2 separate regions of the Homo sapiens genome follow, and region 2 is linked to region 1. Evidence: chromatin loops called from intact Hi-C (ENCODE). Cell type or tissue: PC-9. All regions are shown on one strand.

Evidence for each region. Hi-C counts contacts between places; a loop is a spot of excess contacts. Peaks named below come from ENCODE experiments on the same cell type or tissue, not always from the same donor. Only the 100,000 strongest peaks of a DNase experiment are listed, where the experiment ranks them.
Region 2: it touches region 1 in a loop (2.0-fold over the local background); 1 of 110 quality-filtered maps calls a loop at or near these places.

Annotation. Positions count from the first base shown.
Region 1 is chr1:45,729,117-45,731,616 of GRCh38, reverse strand. IPP (intracisternal A particle-promoted polypeptide) reads left to right here. Exons shown (of 9, transcript NM_005897.3): 4 at 1,848-2,003. Among named protein-coding and RNA genes, the nearest start is that of IPP, 20 kb to the left of the region's middle. In PC-9, no CTCF peak of the experiment used is centred here; a DNase peak (open chromatin) is centred at 966; H3K27ac peaks cover 1,674 bases.
Region 2 is chr1:45,871,114-45,873,613 of GRCh38, reverse strand. All of the region lies in intron 3 of MAST2 (microtubule associated serine/threonine kinase 2), which reads right to left. The region is part of intron 4 of LOC105378694 (a long non-coding RNA gene); the gene reads left to right. Among named protein-coding and RNA genes, the nearest start is that of MAST2, 69 kb to the right of the region's middle. In PC-9, no CTCF peak of the experiment used is centred here; a DNase peak (open chromatin) is centred at 1,263; H3K27ac peaks cover 2,365 bases.

The DNA.
Region 1 (2,500 bases):
ATATCTTGCTCATACTGAACTGTTGTTCATGTCAACTCTGTTCAAACTCTGTTCTGTTAATACAAGAACTAATTCTCCTTGGCACTCTTTCTACCTAGTACAACTACTTTGTTTTCTCTAGTCTAAAATTTGAAGGCTATGTGTTGTGTTCTTGCCACCTTTGTTCTGTTTTGTTTTGAGACAGAGTCTCACTCTGTCACTCACACTGTCATGCAGTAGGGCAGTCATAGTCACTGAAGCCTTGACTTCCTGGGCTCAAGTGATCCTCCCTCCTCAGCCTCCAGAGTAGCTGGAACTAAAAGTTCATACCACCACGCCCAGCTCATTTTAAAATTTTTTGTAGAGACAGGGTTTCACTGTGTTGCCCAGGCTGGTCTTGAACTCCTGGCCTCAAACAGTCCTCCCACCTCAGCCTCCCAAAGTGCTGGGATTACAGGCATGAGGCACTGTGCTGGCCCTTGCCACTTCTTTCTAGCCTGAGGCATGAGGGTGGTTGAAGACTAGAGATCCACTAGGGCTGAGATCCTTACTTAGGAACTTGACTTTGATATCTCTCTATTGAGTTCTTGTTATTTATCTTATATCTGGGTCTACTTAACCTAGCCAGAGATGTATCCCACTAGTGTGGACTTTGGCTAGCACAGTGTTCTGTTAGAGAGCAAATCCAGGTGATCCTTTCTACCTTAACTGATGGTCTTGTAAAGACTTTCCCTTTTAATGATTTTGTTCCTCAACTTTTCTCAGTTCTGCTTTTCATTCTTGATTCTGTCTGCAAATTATTATTAGTGAGAATTCTCAAGATTTTGTTAGTTGACCATTTTTCTTCAATATTGCTTCTTGTCTGGGATACAGAGAAAAGATTAGAGATGGAAGGATAGGAGACAATCTCTTGCTAGCATTATAATGCCTTTGTGCAAATTAGGAAATAGTGCCCTTTCAGGGAGAACAGGTCTTACAACTTGGCAAATGAACACAGGTTGACTCTCATGCCGTTTACCTCCTCAGCTAAGCATGCTTGAGCAAGGACAACCTACCTCATCATATGCATAATCCTTTTAGGATATGGTACTCATGCCACCAGAATTTATTTTTCTTGCTTTGTCTATCATTCTTAAATGTTAATGACATAATTTTATATCTTTTTTGTTACGTTGTAAGTATAGAATTTGTGGCTATTTTAATTTTTAAATTTTGTTAGATAATTGTGATCTTGTTTCAGTTTGCAATCTTTATTTGGAAATTCTTCTTTTTTTTTTTTTATTTTTGAGACAGAATCTCACCCTGTCATCCAGGCTGGAGTGCAGTGGTGCAATCCTGCTTCACTGCAAACTCTGCTTCCTGAGCTCAAGTGGTACTCCCACATGAACCTCCTGAGTAGCTGGAACTATAGGCATGTGCCACCACACCCAGCTAATTTTTGTATTTTTTGTAGCAGCAAGGTTTCATTCACCACATTGGCCAGGCTGGTCTCTAACTCCTGGGCTCAAGCAATCCACCTGACTTGGCCCCCCAAAGTACTGGGATTACATGCGTGAGCTACCACGTCTGGCCTGGAAATTCTTATGCATGGGGGGATACTGTGAAGCATATATATTTTTTAGTTGCTATTCTGCTTATATATGAAGCATATATTTTAACAACAACCTTTTTTATTCTTCATTAGTGAAGAAAATACTTCCCTTAAAATAGTCAGTACCAATATTTGGTATTGTAGGAAACAAACACCATTGTTTGATGATGATTTTTTATTTCTTGATGGTTAAATGTATCTTATCTTTATAGAAATGTGTTTTTTCAATATTATTTAAAAATTGTTTAAAACATTGTCTTTTTAAATATTGTTTTAGGAGTATCCGATTTTAATCTTCGTGTTGCATTGCAAACACTTCTGAAAGAGTACTGTGAAGTATGCAAATCTCCCAAAGAGAACAAGTTTTGTAGTTTTCTGCAGACATCTAAGGTTCGACCTCGGAAGAAAGCAAGAAAGTACCTGTATGCAGTAGGTGAGAGAGCCCTTAAAAAAGTAATAGAAATTATATTTGTGTTCCAGATCAAACCTTTTTAATATTTTGTTGTTATTACTATACATGTCAGAATATGTGGGTGTGTTGAAGAGGCATATTTAATTTCACATACAGACTACAGATTTATAAACTGCATTTATATATTATGACAAATATGTCTAAAAAGAAATAGCTATTCATTTGATATCTGTTATTCTGTGATCTAAACCTTTGAGTTCGTAGATTATCCAGTTATCAAATAAGTGACTAAAGAAGTGCTGCTTTAAAAGTAAAAAATTTGAATTATTGTGAAAAATAAAGAAAATAAATCTCAAGTTTTTAAACTATTCACAGTATCCTAGTCATTAGGAGTGATAGGAACCAATGATCTCCAAAGTGTGGTTATAAAAGATGATCCATAGGAATATCAGAGGAACATATTACAACTTCTTCTTTTTTTTTTTTTTTTTGAGGTAGTCTTACTCTGTCTCCCAGGC
Region 2 (2,500 bases), 140 kb before region 1:
CACCTGAGATAAAAATACCTACTCTGCCTTTCTCACAAAAGTTATTCCTAGGCTTGAATTTTTAAAATAAACTTAAAAGTTTAAAGTAAGACACTTTGGATTAATAATAAGAAATTGACCAGGTGTGGTGGCTCACACCTGTAATCCCAGCACTTTGGGAGGCTGAGGCAGGAGGATCCCTTGAGCTCAGGAGTTCAAGACCAGCCTGAGCAACACAGTGAGACCTCGTCTCTAATAATAAAGCTCAAAAAAAATTAGCCAGGAGTGGTGGTGCACGCCTGTAGTCCCAACTATTCAGGGGACCGAGGTGGGAGGATCGCTTGAGACCAGAGGTGAAGGTTGCAGTGAGCCAAGATCATGCTACTGGACTCCAGCCTGGGTGACAGAGCAAGACCCTGTCTCAAAAAAGAGAAAAAAAAAAAAATAGGAAGAAGAAACTGCATTTTTCTAATCTAACCCACCAGTAGCGAAGCTCTAAAGCTAAGTGATAAGATGCTATTCTCTAAAAACTAACCCCACCCCCAATACTCCATCCCTATCACTCCACCCCAAATATTCAAGGTATATTGTTTTAACAGTCTCCAAAATTTTATTACCATTTGGACCCTCAAATTGATACACTTTGATACTTTCTGCCAATGATGATATTTCCCAAAGAACTTTAAGTAATGTTTGACTATATTGAACAAAATAAAAGATATTAAACTATATTCTGAAGTTACAAAGAAAGTTATACATACTAAATCCTAGAGAAATAACCAGTCACTCTCTTTCATTGTCCACAAAGCAAACTTCTAAAGGTATTAAATAAAACATGAAATGGTGCTATTCATGGCCAGGCGTGGTGGCTCACGCCTGTAATCCAAGCACTTTGGGAGGCCGAGGCTGGTGGACCACCTGAGGTCGGGAGTTTGAGACCAGCCTGACCAACATGGAGAAACCCCGTCTCTTCTAAAAATAAGAAAATTAGCAGGGCGTGGTAGCGCATGCCTGTAATCACAGCTACTCAGGAGGCTGAGGCAGGAGAATCTCTTGAACCCAGCAAGTGGAGGTTGCGGTGAGCCGAGATTGCCCCATTGCACTCCAGCCTGGGAAGCAAGAGCAAAACTCCGTCTCAAAAAAAAAAAAAAACCACGAAATGGTGCTATTCCCACAGATGAGGATTCACTGCCTATATGCACTACTCATTATTCACAATGACTAAAGCCATAAAATATTTCCAAAGAAAAGACAAAGGCCAAGTGTCCAAAGGCAGTAACCGCTACCCCCACAAGTAAATATGCAAGCCAGGAGTCACAAGGCTGGTCCTTGTCCTTTATGTCAACAGTCACCAGCGTGGAGATGACTATGGGTCAAAGCTGTCTATGCCTGAGGCAACTCCCTCCCTGGGACTCAGCCTGGCTCATTTGCTATTGAATTCTCACACTATACGTATATTGATCCCTACTGCAGTAGCAGCACTCTTTCCAGAGAAGGAAATTAACAGACTCTAAGAAACATAACCCAATAATCCACTCCATTGGAAGTGGATAGAGAATTGGGTTTTGGAGACAATAACTTTTCAACTAACATTTAAAATCAACGAGGCAAGGTGCTGTGGCTCACGCCTGTAATCCCAACACTTTGGGAGGCCACGGTGGGAGGATCACTTGAGCCCAGAGTTTGAGACCAGCCTAGGTAACATAGTGAGAACTCAAGAAAAACAAACAAATCAATGATGAAAAAAAGGTATTCTCTGCCACTAAAATATTATATGTCTCTTGATATAACTCATAATTAAACCCACATAATGTAACTAACATAAATAACACTGCTTGGGCTTAGGGTAGGAGTGGTGAACATTCTAGGGCCTACTCAGAATCCACTGCTGATGACAATACCATTGTCAAAGGACAAAATTACAACAGATTTAGTTTAAAGATCAAACTGACTTTCAGTTTAAAGATCAAACTGACTTTTGTTTGCAATTCTGTAACATCTCATTCTTAAAAATAGAATGCGTGTTCTGCTGAGCTAAGCAGAGGGGGCTGGCTTTCTAAGCAGAAAATGGGTTAAGAAAGCACAAACAGGGAACAAAAAGCAGATTATTCATTACAAAGTGACTCTCCTTATAGAGTTAAAACAGAACTTTCTTATCATGCTAGCTCAGGTAAACTGGGTCACCTCTGGTTACAGTGAATTTCATGGTTTTGTTGTTGTTTTTTAAACTGGCCTGTTTCAGTTCAGTTTGATTACATGGCCAAATAAGTTTGGGGGAGGTAATAAGAGACATGGAGTGCTTGTAGTGTTCAGGAGGGGGTTAAAGTTTGAATTTGTTCTAACACACCAGTAGAAATAGAAAAAGAAAATAAGAAAAAAAACTCTACCAATATTTTTAAAGGGTAAAAAAAAAAGGGGACAGTAAGGCATAGAGATGTAGGATATGGAATACAAAAAATAATATGGCACAAACAAGTCCAAATATATCATTAATCATAATAAATGTACACAGACAAACTTT